Linked DNA regions of Homo sapiens: region 2 is linked to region 1. The links are chromatin contacts, found by Hi-C in ENCODE. All regions are on one chromosome and are shown on one strand. Each heading gives the region's core, a stretch centred on a gene start or an enhancer-like site at or near the end of the contact. The rest is flanking DNA. Distances are from core to core; before and after follow the strand shown.

Region 1 (7,574 bases), core at 2,943-5,442:
TCTAACTTAGAATCACCCATTCAGGCTATTAATTACCAGCATTTCCCACATGTAATTACAGACTTTTTAGGAAATGGGTTGTTGCATATTTCTCTACCCAAAGACATGAGAGAGAATCTTACTCCTTTGTGGTATTTAAAACATGTTAGGTCAATGGATAGGTAAGTGATTCAAAGGAAAGAGAAACAGTATTACCATCATTACTCATGACCAAGAATATGATGTGGCCTCTGTTTCATGAAGATGAATTAATTCCAAACACCCCATCACAAAAATGTGGCCATTCTCACCACTTTTATGGCTTATGTAAGAGGGCATGTTGGTGTCTCCATAATATCAGCATTGGTGGAATTGTTTCTTACATCTGTTACATAAGGTCTACATACTTAAGTCCTTCTTGAATATAGTTCCAAGAGTAATTTTATCTTCAGGGAGCGATCTAAACTTTATTTTTAAAAAAAATGGAGATAATGCAATCCAACATATTTCCTTTGGTGACCTGAAATCTTACAGCCAGAATCAATGCCGTACTCTGATCTATTCAACTTAACGGTCTGAACGCCTTTCTGCTTCTTTAGAATGATCTTATTCATCTGTTTTAACCTTAAATGGTTTTCCATCTTTAAACTATTCAACCAAATAGCATTTTATTGGAAGGAGCAAAGAGAAGGGATGAGTTGGGAAGAAGAGTAAATCTTCTGTATCTCAACAACCCAACTTCCCAATCTATTTAGATAGTTATTTTAGGGTTTTTGTGTGTCACAAACTGAGTATTCAGCTATTCTTACGGAGGTTACATAACAGGTATAAAACATGCTTCTTCCCTTCAGGGAAGTACCTTTTACATCTGGTTGAGAGATGACACATGTAAAGACAAAGATATATCTAGTAAAATAAGGAAGTAAAATTTTCAAACACTGCGATGATAAAAAGGGGAAGAAAAATTCAGTGAGTGCACAGGGAATGGGATAGTTGCAAAAGCATCATTCATTCATGTCTTTACTCATCAAATATTGACAATGTTTGCCATGTTTCAGTGACTGGGCCAAGCTCTGGAAAGTCCATCACAAGTGAGAAGCAAGGCATAAACCTGGCTATGGCAGAATCTCAAAATTTGTGGGATAAGGGCATGACTGCCTGAGCTTGACTCCTTACTTTGACACTTATTAAAGATGGTTCCTGTAGGGATTTGTTCATGTGACTTGACATTTCTGTGCCTCAATTTCCTCTTTTATAAACAGACATAACAAGAGTTAATTGTCTTTTTAGAATTGCTGTGAAGATAACATGCGTGAACATATGCAAATGTTGGCCCATATAAACACTATACAAATAGAAGTCTACTCCTGAGAAATTAGGGGGAGACAGGCCAGGCAAGAGGTAAACCTAGGTAGCAGGGACTTGAATTGGATCAGAATTTCCAGGAACTTCCCCTGGTCCCTTTATTGACTTAGACTTAGAGGGCCCTGGTTCTGGGAAAAGGTGGGGCACATGCATCTCAGCCAGAACTCCTGAGGAATGTTCCACAGTGCTCAAACACAAGTGCAGGACACTACTCTCTTAATGCCACTGTAGAGTATGGACAAGCTTGAGGAGATGCCAAAGCCTGTCAGCATGAAAACCAAGTCAATATATGACCCTCTTCTCACTGCTTGGTTTTCTCAGCTGACTGGCAAGAGAGCTACCCCGAAACTTCTTGAAGAGGCCGTGTGTGGGGTGCCAGGCTAGGGAATTTATGAATTACCCCATTCAATTCCAAGCAATAAACCTCAGAGATAAGAACAGTGAGTCTCGTTTTATAGATTTGAAGTCTGAGGCACAGGGAAGTCAAGTGCCTTGTCAGTAAGAAGGTTCACCAGCTTTTATTTTGCCTCTTAGACCTAGAGACCAAGGCTTGTTCTAGGTTTGACCTTTAAGTCAACAGAGGTGGTAGAACTTTGAGTCACAGTATTTGATATCTAGTATGGTCAAGCCCACCAGAAGAAGGGAATGCATGAAAGAACCCAGGCTGACTGGCTCCAAAACCTATGGATCTGTAATTCCAGCAGGAAGAGAATGGGAGAAGATCCCACTGACAAGGGCCTAGCAGGAATTAATATTTTCCTTTCCATTGCAACATCCTCTCATTCCTGATGAAGAATTGTTAAAAGCAACATGTATTGCACCTCTTCCCTCCTCAGGGTAGGCCATGTAGGCCCTAATTGGGGGATTTGCTTTCAAGGACTCATGCACAGGCATTACACAGGCTAGTGACAAAGGTCTTGAGGAGTCACGCAGCTCTCCAACCCTCCAGGACCACTCAGGCAGGGATAGGGGCACTGTGATTGCAGCTGCCCACGCTGGGCGGCAGTAGCTCCCAGCAACAAGAGGCCACTCTGGCCCAGCAAACTCATCCCCTTTGTGGAGGGAGTTGTGTTTGTGTTCTGAGGCCCAAAATCATATACAAAATAATGCATGCCATTCCAAGGCATAAGTTAGACGGTTCCACCAGTTCTTTTCAGTTTGTCTTTAAAATCTCTGATTATACAACTTTAATTTTTGGCCTCTCCTCATTGGTCATTAGAGGGAGGCTGACTGCAGCTGAAGGGTGTTTTGCCACATAGCTGTAGATAAGCTAAATGCATGAATTCTTCTGAACCTTGAATAGTGCTGAGCAGAGGATTTGGGGACCTGCCCTCACACTCTTTAGAGAGGTCCCTGTGTTTTAGCCATGTCAGATGCAATTAGGTACAGTTCATCTCTCTTAAGTTCCTCGGGGATTTATTACGTGGGCTCTTGAAGGTTTCCCTTTCAAATGGCCATAGATTTTATATCCAAATCAGTGTGCAGTGATCACTCTCCTCCTAGCTTTAACTCATGGCAATTATGCCTCCATGGAAGTTGAGAATGTAAAGAGTAGAAAAACAAATGTTGCTCTTTGAATTGTCACATGAAATGCAGCAGAAGATAAAATTGATTTTGTAACATATCAGGTGATCAGAGGCTGTGTTGGCAGTGAAGCACCCAGCTCCCATGCTCCCTCTCCCCAAAACTGTGGACATACGTATCTTTTCTCATGATGGCAACAAGAGACTCACTTCTATCTCAGATCCTGTCATGACACTGAAAATGAATTGATTCTGCGTCTCAAGTCAGAGCTGGGCATGATACAATTTGCTGAGATCCATTGTTCTGCTTTCCACCAGTCAACACACAGTTTGTATATTTCTCATCCAAAACGAAAGCACGATGCATACTCTGCTCTCACGAGGCTAAAAAGAGCCAGGGGTTGGATTTGCACAAGTTTAATTCCTACTAAGATTTGCAAAAGATAATTTGAGAAACACATAGACTTTGTAGCTTTGAAGGAACTTAAAAATGACTTTCAACAACCTCTGTCCATTTGGAAACCCAGGTGTATTTAAAATTATTTTCGTAGTTTGTTTTTAATCATCAGTTTTCATGAAAAGAACCAGATTACTATGCTCTTTTAAAGCACTAATTTGCTTTAAAAAATAAAAAGAGAGAAGCACAATGACCAATTGTCTTATGAATCAGAGCTATACTCTATATATGCCACCATTAACTCAACAGTTTGTGATGAAAGAACAATGTAACCTCATCATATTCTCTAACAGTGCTGAGTCATTTCTCTATGAAAGGACTAACAAAGCAGGCTTATGTCTCATCTTCTCTCAAGCAAGTTTAGCCACATTATTACAGTATTTCACCTCTATAGCCTCTCCATTTTCCTCTGAGTCATTGTTTATCTCTTCCATAATCTAACTGGAAAAAAGTAAGTTAATCTCAAATGTCAAATCTATATGTGTATACCTTTATGTCTGAATTTCAAAACTGACTAATGTCAACATGAGTGAACCAATCTGAACACTCTAAAAGATAGGTCAAATTCATGCTAACTTGGAAGAATACTTTTTTAATATTAACCCAAAGAATTTAGGTATACAGATGACATACATTAAATTTAGTTAATAATCAACTCATTCTTTTTCTGTCCATGTAAACATGAATCAGAATGGGTTGTTAGTGAATGTAAACAACAAAACTATTCACCTACTTATTAATTTATTCAGTGTGTGTTTGCTGAACCTGTACTGTGTACAAGGTTTTAATTACGCAATGCATAAGGGTGAAGATAAAAAATACGGAGCTCACAGTCCATTTGTCAGTACAACAGAGATGAGTAAGGTGAAAACCACAGAAGCACAAAATAGTGTTATGTGATAATCAGAGAGAAGAGATTACATCTGGCTGAAGCATGCAGGAAGTAATTAGAAAGGGTCATTTAATGAAGGTGGGGTATTAAAGATGGAAAGAATAGGTACTCCAAGTAGAAAGACAAAGGTATCAGGGCAAAGAGCTAGAGATAAGAAAGCCTGGGCAACATAATAGAAGCAGCCCATTTCAGATGGGCCTTTGAACTGGAAGAGTGTAATTTGAGCCTGGAAGGGCATGTTGAGTTTAGACCATGGAGAACCTTGAAAACTAAATTAAAATTCTGCTGGTTAATAACTAGGATAGATCATATTATCAACTCGGCCAGTAAACTATTTAAAAAAATAAAAGAATTCATCCAATAAATTATTAGGTAGAATTGAAAATGTTCTTTTGACTATTTCAAATATTTTGCTTTTGTGTTTTAACTAATTTAAGCAAATGATATGTGTTCATGGTTGTATGCTCTATGGTCCCCTATCCTGAGTCTATCTCTATTTTGTAATGTTTCTCTATATAACATTTATTACTTCTCATCAAATGACTAATAATTCTTATAGTTTTACTTTAAAGGCATCTGACGTCAAACAATACATAAAAGAGAGGACATAGACTCCCTAACAAAAAAATATGAATGTGCCCCAACTAATCATGCTTTGACACTCTTGATGTAGTCTTTCATGGAGATGTAGCATTTCCAGTAAATCTTATGCAAGGTCTCAGATTCTACCTTTGCGTACAAATGCCATACAGGCCAAGTAATATTTTTAGGGTTTAAGGATGTTCTCTTTCTTCCCTTCTTCAGACTAAGGAATGTAAAATGGCAAACCCTCTCAATGCTTACACACATTTGGCTCTGAGTCAAGTTGAAAGCAAGATGCTTAGACTATTTACCATTTTACTTCACAAAGGAATTCTCTTTGATGAATGAAAGATCTTTGCAAAATTACGCTTACAGGTATGTTTATAAAGTTGTGTACAAAAGAAGAGCCAGTGTAACTATTCTAAAAACTTGAGGAAAAGGGACTCTTCCCTAACTCCTTCTATGGAGCCAGCATCACTCTGATACCAAATTCTGGCAAAGACACAGTGAGAAAAGAAAACGACAAGCCAATATCCCTGATGAACGTAGACACAAAAATCCTCATCAAAATGCTAGCAAACTGAATCCAGCAGCATACAGAAAAGTTAATTCACCATGATCAAATGGGCTTTATTCCAGGGAGGAAAGGGTGGTACAACATATGCAAATGAATAAATGTGATTCACCACACAAACAGAACTAAAAACAAAAACCATATGATCCTCTCAATAGATGCAAAAATAGCTTTCAATAGAATCCAACATCCCTTCACGATAAAACAAAACAAAACAAAACAAAAAAACCTCAAGAAACTAGGCATTGAAGGAACATACCCCAAAATAACAAGAGCCATCTATGACAAACCCACAGCCAATGTCACACTAAATGGGCAAAAGCTGGAAGCATTCCCCTTAAGAAGAGGAACAAGACAAGGATGCCCTCTCTCACCACTCCTATTCAACATAGTATTGAAAGTCCTAGCCAGAGCTATCAGGGAAGAGAAAGAAATAAAAGGCATCCAAATAGGAAAAAAAAGTCAAAATGTCTCTCTTCACTGATGTAAGATTCTATACCTAGAAAACACTAAAAACACCACCAAAAGTCTCCTAGAATTGAACAATGACTTTAGCAAAGTTTCAGGATATAAAATCAATGCACAAAAATCAGTAGCATTTCTACACACTAATAATATTCAACCTGAGAGCCAAATCAAGAATGTAATCCTACTTAAAATAGCCACCTGAAAAATAAAATACCTAGGAAAATAGCTAACCAAAATGTGAAAGATCCCTACAAGGAGAACTACAAAAGCCTGCTGAAAGTAATCACAGATGACACAAACAGATGGAAAAACATTCCATGCTCATGGATTGGAAGAGTATATATCCTTAAAATGGCCATTCTGCCCAAACACAGTCACTGCTATTCCTAACAAATTATCAACATCATTTTTCACAGAATTAGAAAAACTGATTCTAAAATTCTTACAAAACCAAAAAGGAGCCTGAATAGCCAAAGCAATCCTAAGCAAAAAGAACAAAGTCAGAGGCATCACATTACCTGACTTTTAAGTATATTGTAAGACCACAGTAACCAAAACAGCATGGTACTGGTACAAAAACAGATGCATAGGCCAGTGAAACAAAACAGACAACCCAGAAACACAGCCACACACCTACAACCATTTGACATACAACAAAGTTGACAAAAACCATTAAGAGAAAGGATTCCCTACCGAATAAATGGTGCTGGGATAAGTGGCTAGCCATATGCACAAGAATGAAACTAGACTCCCACCTTTCATCATATACAAAAAGTAACTCAAGATGGATTAAAGATTTAAGTGTAAGACCTCAAACTATAAGTCCTAGAAGAAAACCTTGGTAATACCATTCTGAATATTGGCTTTGGCAAAGAATTCATGACTAAGTCCTCAAAAGCAATTGCTACTAAAACAAAAATTGACAAGTGGGACCTAATTAAACTAAAGACCTCTGCACAACAAAAGAGGCTATCAACAGAGTAAACAGACAACCTACAGAATGGGAGAAAATATTCACAAAGTATGCATTAAACAAAAACTTAATATCCACAATCTATAAGTAACTTAAACAACTGAACAGGCAAAAAACAACCCTATTAAAAAGTGAAACGAGGACATGAACAGACATTTCTCAAAAGAAGACATAAAGCAGCCAAAAAATATGAAAAAAAGATCACCCTCACTAATTATTACAGAAATGCAAATCAAAACCACAGTGAGATACCATTTCACACCAGTCAGAATGACTATTACTAAAATGTCAAAACAGAACAGAAGTTGGTGAGGCTGTGGAGAAAAGAGAATGCTTATACTTTGTTGGTGGGAGTGTAAATTAGATCAATTTCTAAACTGTAGAAAGCAGTTTAAAAATTTCTCAAATAATTTAAAACAGAACTACAATTTGACCCAGCAATCCCAATACTGGATATATAACCAGAGGACAATAATTGTTATACCAAAAAGTTCACCATAGTTCTATTCACAATAGCAAAGACATGGAATCCATCTACGTGGCCATCAATAGATGACTGAATAAACAAAACGTGGTAAATATACATCATGGAATACTATACCTCCATGAAAAAGAATAAAATTATATCCTTTTTAGCAACATGGATGCAACTAGAGGTCATTATCCTAAGTGAATGAACACAAGAACAGAAAACAAAATACTGCATGTTCCAACTTATAAGTGTGAGCCAAACACTGGGCACACATGGACATAAAGATGGA
Region 2 (7,574 bases), core at 3,194-5,693, 50 kb before region 1:
ATAATACCTTTCTCATAGGTAATGATGATTGAATGAGTTATCACCTATAAAGAGCATCCCTAGAACAAAATAAGTATGTTTTAAATAAATACAAATAAAAATTCCAATCCTCACTGTACAAATTTCAGAGTAAACCATTACCTTCAATAAATGACAAGTGCCTTATGTTATTTTTCTATAAATAGTAAGTTATTTTAAATGGCTATTTTCTGCAGATATTAATTTTAGTCTACAAAGAGCCATTAAAGTTGAATTATGGCATTAAAACAAAAGTTTGAGACACTGAATGACTTACTCCAATAGAAACTTTACTTTTTTTTTTTATTTTTTTGAGTCAGGGTCTCACTCTGTCACCCAGGTGGGAGTGCAGTGGCATGATCATGGCTCACTGCAGCCTCAATCTCCTGGCCTCAAGCGATCTTCCCATCTCATCTCTTATCTTTTCTAGAGCTGAGTTCTCTCTATGTTGCCCAGGCTGGTCTCAAACTCTTGGACTCAAGTGATCTACCCACCTTGGCTTCCCAAAGTGCTGGGATTATAGGCCTGAGCCACAACACCCAGCCAAAAACTTTAAAAATATATCTTAGAGGTTAAAATTCTAATATTTTATTTCTGTGCTAAGATTCAGAGAACATAATTTGAAAGACCCAATGCTAGCATTTTAATTATCCTTCCCATTCCTATCCTCTTGTCACAGATAATGATAGTGTGTTATCTGTTTCTATGATTGTAAGAATTTTGAATAAGACCTCAATCTTATCCAAAAAGCACAATAATTTCCAGTATGTATAAAGGGATTTTGTGTTAAAGTCCAGATTTCAAAAGCCATGAAGCATGATGTTGACAACCCTGACAATTTCTCATGGAAGTGGTTAAAAAAAAAAGGTTACGTTAAAAGAGTTTTTCTCTGAAGACTATTCTTTCTATTTCGTTAATACTTATTTAAAAATCTCAACAATATATTTTGTCTATATAAAAGAAAAGAAGACACCCTGGCATCATATTACAATGTTGCCAGAAATTAGTTATATAATTATCCAAATTTCATCAGCACAGCATTCTCTCTGCCACTTAAACTTCAACTTTACATGAGTTTGCTGGGCGCCGTGGTTCATCCCTGTAATCCCAGCACTTTGGGAGGCCGAGGCGGGCAGATCAGGAGGTCAGGAGTTTGAGACTAGCCTGGCCAACATAGTGAAACCTCATCTCTACTAAAAATACAAAAATTAGCCAGGCATGGTGGCACACGCACCTGTAGTCCCAGCTACTTGGGAGGCTGAGGCAGGAGAATCACTTGAACCTGTGAGGCGGAGGTTGTGGTGAGCTGAGATTGTGTGACTGCACTCCAGCCTAGGCAACAGATTGAGACTCTATCTCAGAAAAACAAAACAAAACAAAAAACTTCAACTTTAAATGTTCCTTCAGGATCACTTGGAATTTGGGTATACATGAAATGGAAGTGTTTGTATGGACTCTCATGCTCAAAGAAGAAAGATGGATAACTTTTAACAGGTTTTTTTGTGATGCAGGAGAAGGGAAGGAAAGAGAGATGTAGCTCTGGAGAGAAAAGGTCAAAGGAGCTGGGTAATGCTCAGGACTGGGCTTTTCACTCCGCCTGTTCCCAGGGCAGGTCTCCTTGCTTAGCTGAAAGTGAGTGTCACGGCTGTTCCTTCAGCTCATTTCCATTCACTGGAACAATGACTCTAAATTAGAAACTCTCAGCTGTGGGCAATTTCTGCAAAACCTCTAACAAGAACTCCCAGCAACTCCCTTCTCTCAAGCAAGTGAGGAAGGTTATATAAGTAATAGGGAGTTTGCCCACCCGGAACCAGGGGCACAGCCAGTTCTGAGAACTTTCTCTATTATGCTTCCTTTATTTCGTACCAGGTAGGTAAAGCCCTAGATTATTAACTTTTTGCTGGTTTGCTTGGTGGATTTTTTTTTTTTTTTTTTTTTTAAGAAACAGGGTCTCACTCTGTTGCTCAGGCTAGAGTGCAGTGGTACATTCATAGCTCACTGCAGTCTCGAACTCCTGGGCTGAAGTGATCCTCCCAGCTCAGCCTCCCAAGTAGCTGGGATTACAGGCATGTGCATGTGTCATCACACCCAGCTAATTTTTTTTTTTTAAGAGATGGGGGTCTTGTTATGTTGCCCAGACTAGTCTTGAACTCATAGCCTCAAGCGATCTTCCCACCTCATCCTCCCAAAGCACTGGATTACACGCCAGGTGTAAGCCACCACACCTGACTGACCCTTTGTTTTTTTAAATCGGGGACATATCAGAAGTAATTTAAAGCTATGTGGGAGGGATGATATTTATTCATGTATGTTTACTTTTTAAAAATTAATTGAAGTCCACTTAAAACTTTACAACGTTTACCAATATGCATCACAAAGCTTCTTAGAGAAAATCATGCTATGGGTCTGTATGGCAGATGCACCTAACAGCAATAACTCAAGCATACCCTGAGAAGAATCCAGGAGTGGTCAAGCTGGAGATTCACTCCTCATCTATGAAGAACATCTGAACCCCTGGCCTATCATTTGGAATGCAGACTATACAGGGATCAGGGGCCTTTTGTTTTGGGTTAAAGGAAGGTTGCTTGGTGAAGATTGCTAAGTGAACATGCTATATAATATGCATGCTTTTTACAAATGGTAGTGGTTTTCCTATCCAGCCTCCCATTCCGAGAATGCTCTGTATATAAGTCTTCTATAAACCCTATGTCTCATTCACTGGCTCCGGGTCTCTTACCGAGCCATCCCTGTTGGAATCAATAGGGGCCTGGCATGACAGTGTCTATATGTGTTTTCTGGTTGCTTCCTAAATTTTATTCTGAATAAGAAAATTTTCATAGTTCTACTAGAATAAGGACCTCATCTATCAATTCTGTGCCTTCAGTGCCTACAGTAGTGCCTGGGACTTGGTAGGTACTCCATACATTAAAAAAATATATTTTTAAGGATGGGGTCTCACTATGTTGCCCAGGCTGGCCTTGAATTCCTAGGCTCAAGTGATCCTCCTGCCTCAGCCTCCTGGGAAGCTAGGACTACAGATGTGAGCCACTGTGCCTGGCTTTTGTTTTTTTTTTTTTTTACTTAAAAAAATTGCCATAATTAAAAAAAAATTACTTAAAAAATGAATGAAAACATGGGAACAGGAGATAGACTTTTTTTTTTTTTTTTTTTTTTTTAAGACACGCTCTCCCTATGTTTCCCAGGCTGGCTTGAACTCCTGGCCTGAAGTGATCCTCTGGCGTCAGCCTGGCAAAGTGCTGGGATTACAGGCATGAGCCACTGTGCCCAGACAAAATGTTTAATACTGTTATTGAGTACCAGCTCTGAGAAGGTGTCATGGCAGGCATTTGACATGCACCATCTCAATCTCCCAACAATGCTAAAAGTTAGGTGCCTGTGACATACTAAATTTATAGATGAAATGCTAAAGTAAAGAGAAGGCAAGTAGCTTGCCTGAGACCTCATAGCTCAGAAATGGAAGAAGTCAAACCTGGATAGTTGAACTCCAGAGTCTACACTCAGAACACCACAGTTAATATACATGTTTTAACCTCTGCTTCCCATTTTTCCTTATGTAAGAACTCAACTGTGTTTAAACTGGTGAGAAATCATTCCACATTGACAACAAGGTTTGTGAAAGCAAGAAATGTAGTTATTTTCATTTATACATAAATTTACATTTTTAAAAAGTACGTATTGATTGTGACTTAATACCAATATACATTTGGCCTCTGCCCTGGTTCCTGACACAAAACTCATGTACATTTCTTTTTTTTTTTTTGAGACGGAGTCTCACTCTCTCACCCAGGCTGGAGTGCAGTGGCGCAATCTCGGCTCACTGCAAGCTCCGCCTCCCGGGTTCACACCATTCTCCTGCCTCAGCCTCATGAGTAGCTGGGACTACAGGCTCCCGCCACCACGCCCGGCTAATTTTTTTGTATTTTTAGTAGAGACGGGGTTTCACCGTGTTAGCCAGGATGGTCTCGATCTCCTGACCTCATGATCCGCCTGTGTCGGCCTCCCAAAGTGCTGGGATTACAGGCGTGAGATACCGCGCCCAGCAAACTCATGTAAATTTCTAAGTGATGGGGTGACAGGAGAATTTTTCTGTTCATGACAGAAGAGCTTCTGAAACTCTTGGAATTATCCGAGTGATAGGGGTGAGAAGAGCATCTTCTGTTACTCTTAATAAGCCCCTTTCAAGCATACCCGAGTTTACGTTAATAAGGTGACTCAGAGGATGGGAGCCCCTTGCCAGAGGAACCAACCATGTGACTAAAAGGTTGGAATTTTCAGCTCCACTCTCCCTCCTCCAGGATGGGGAGAGGGGTTGGAGATGAGTCCAGTCACCAGTGGCCAATGATGTCATCAATCACACCTATGTAATGGAACCCCCACAAAAACTCCAAATAAAGGGGTTCCAAGAGCTGCTAGGTTGGTGAACACATGGAGGTGCGGGGAGGGTGGCGAGCCCAGCGAGGACGTGGATTCCCCACGGCCCTTCCCACATACCCCGTTCTTTCATTTGGCTGTTTCTGAGTTGTGTGCTTTATAATCAACTGACAATGGTGAGTCAAGTGTCTTCCTGAGTCCTGTGAGCCATTCTAACAAATTATTGAACTTGAGGGAATCGTGAGAAACCTCTGATTTATAGCCTGTCAGTAAGAAGTATAGGGAGCCCAGGCTTATGATCACCATCTGAAGTGGAGCAGTCTGTGGGACTGATTCCTTAAACTGTGGGGTCTGTGCTAACTCCAGAGCCAGAACTGAATTAAATTATAGGACACCTAGTTGGTATGAGAATTGTAATGTGTAGAAAATCCGCACATTTGGTGTCAGAAGCGTTATGAGAGTAGAGAAATGTTTTCCTTTGCTGATAAATATAAAAAGTCAGCAATTAATTAGTTTCTCTCATTTTAAGGCCCTTCATAAACCTCCCTTGCTTTTCCCTTAAGAGGGCAAAGAATTAGAGCAAACCAAACAAACATATGCTTATAATGTAAGCAACAAATATGGCTGACTGCAGCTAAAGGAACGCTAGTGATTAAAAACAGGAAGCGTGCTCTTCAAGTACTTTTAGCCATAAAAATAATGTTGGTGTCATTTATTGCATATACTTCAAATTCAGTTTTGTCAACAAAATGGACACCTTCTAGTGAATTTGAGAAGATGTGGGTTGGGAATGTAACCCATATTATATGATTTTTCATGGTTGTTTCATGTAGACATCCTTCAGAGCATGGCCTCAGCTACCATGTGGCATCATGTGCATGCTTCATACAGGATGATGAGGACTTAGGACCTATGCTTTGGTATCAAGCACCTTTGAAACATTCCCCGTCCAGCAGGCAGTGGACTTGAGTTTCAATCTCAGCATTGATATTAACCAGCTATGTAATTTTTTGGCAAATCCCTTACCTACTACTTGCTTTATCTTCCTCTAAGTCAGAATAGTTGACCCTTAAACACCTTCCAGCACTAAGCATATCTTTCAAATCACAACCTTTTAAAGCTTTTATTTTTAGTGAATTCTAAATCCTTAATTGATGGTTTATTTATATCTCTAAAATCTTAAGAAAACTCAAAACTCTGTACAAGTTAGTCTTACAAATGAACAAAAACATCTAGGTAGATGACTCATCAATATTTCTGAGTGTTTGGTGACTTGACAAACGATATGAACCCGTGAGGATAGAATAATTCTACACTGACATTGGCATGCAGCCAAGCTGCCTCTGGAGCTGATGGGGTGTTGGGCATAAAAGGATGAAGTAGTAAAACCCCTGAGTTCCTGCAGCTGGTGGACAAGAAGATGCATGAATGTGTCTGTTCAGAGTTTAGTATGGCGTCCATGTTTCTGCTTAACCTGGAAAATCCAGTTTTTCTTTTGCACGCCAGTGGGTGCCATTGCAGAAATGCAGCACATCATCCTAAGAATGGAGTCAAATTAAAAGTCTCTGAGGACTCAGCCATGCCTTGGTTAACAAGTAAAACTGGTCACCAGCATTCTGCACTGTTGAATACATATAATGGTAAAATGTGGATACCTAAACAGAATTTTGATCAAGTGCAGAAGAAAAAAGCAATAGTTTTTGTCGTTGTTGTTTTTTACATATAGTAATAAGCTTCTGAAAACAGAAAGTGACATTCCAACATGGACCACTGAGGAGTAAACACCTGTAACATCTTTCAGTTCAATTCCATCAGGAGCAGATACTAACAAGCAGTTCAACCAGCATCTATTCCAACACCCTTCTAGCTTACTTTGATTGCTATACTATAGAAGACAAAAAGCTAAAACTACATTTCCCAGGTTCCCCAGGAACTAGCCTGTAATGAATGTGGAGCCACCAAGCCAACCCAAATGTGTGAATGTTGAAGGTGAAAGCAAGCAACACAAACTATTAGCTGCATGAAAGAATGGCTCCTTGGGAGAAAGCATGGCGGCAGAGTATCTGGTTCTCTTGAGGAGCTGTGCCAGAGTTTCTGGCCCCTGGACTTTAATGTCGTAAGTGACAATATGTGGGTAATAGCAGCAGTAGTGTTTCTGCTAGGACAGTCTAGTGTTGAGGCTGGGCATTTTTGAGGTGTCATCCCTGGCTGCATTGTTCCCAGATTAAACTACATAGAATGGATTCTGTAGCATGCAACCAAGAACTCTGATTACATGCTACAATCTTCTTTTTCTCTACTTCTTGAACTTTCACCTTCTGGCAATGATCAGCTGTAACAACATTTTTTCCCCTTTTCCTGTGATTGCAAGAAGCTCTTAGCGAAGACAATCTCACTTACGTACGGGATCCACACTCGATATGTTTTCAGGAAGTTGTAAATAGGCAGGAGAAGGCAAGATTATACTGAAATTAAAAATTTAAGTTGTATGACTGACAATACAAGAAATTGAACACTGGAAGTTTTTCTCCCACAATAATGCAAGGATGAACTGACAATAAGGTGGATGTATTTAGTTAAAACCCACATTCACTGGAATCACAGGAAACCCAATATAATTATCATCAATTTGGTAAGGCTATAGTGTCAGTTAATTTTATTTATTGAAGCATTCAAGACATTTCAAATACACTTTTCTAATTAGCCATTGCCTTTGGCTCCCACACCCCCTGCTTTTGCAGCCCACTATACAGGTGGCAAACACAAGATATAGCAAGCTAGAGCATTTTTTCCTCCTCAAAAAGGGAAAAAATATCATGTCAATTGGAAGAGTTGAAATCATGTTCAACACTCTGGGTTGGCTCTGATTTCAGCCTCCTGTGACACTCCACTCTCATTCCCACACATGCAGCTAATGTCTCTGGCATGACTATATTGAGTTTGACTTGTTCATATACTAAAACTGCTTGAGCACTCAAACATAATGCTTCCTTTTTTTTTTTTTGACGGAGTCTTGCTCTGTCACCAGGCTGGAGTGCAGTGATGCAATCTCGGCTCACTGCAACCTCTGCCTCCAGGGTTCAAGTGATTCTCCTGCCTCAGTCTCCTGAGTAGCTGGGACTACAGGCACGCACCACCATACCCAGCTAATTTTTTGTATTTTT

The links. A loop is a pair of places that touch in the nucleus more often than their neighbours do.
Region 2: a loop to region 1 is called in a map of Right ventricle myocardium inferior, with 2.3 times the contacts of the local background. The contact joins the promoter of MACROD2-AS1 here to the enhancer-like site in region 1. A Hi-C loop is called at or near these places in 4 of 168 maps with a recorded cell type or tissue (PC-3, Right ventricle myocardium inferior, chondrocyte and 1 more).

What each region holds. Positions count from the first base shown.
Region 1 is chr20:14,875,674-14,883,247 of GRCh38, reverse strand. The region is part of intron 5 of MACROD2 (mono-ADP ribosylhydrolase 2); the gene reads right to left. Among named protein-coding and RNA genes, the nearest start is that of MACROD2-AS1, 50 kb to the left of the region's middle. Within about 2 kb of position 4,192, at least 4 of the 41 ENCODE cell types and tissues checked have a DNase peak (open chromatin) inside an H3K27ac peak, as active enhancers do; they include PC-3 and mammary epithelial cell, where a contact is called at or near this core.
Region 2 is chr20:14,926,387-14,933,960 of GRCh38, reverse strand. It overlaps MACROD2-AS1 (MACROD2 antisense RNA 1), which reads left to right and starts at 4,443. Exons shown (of 2, transcript NR_110318.1): 1 at 4,443-4,586. The region is part of intron 5 of MACROD2 (mono-ADP ribosylhydrolase 2); the gene reads right to left.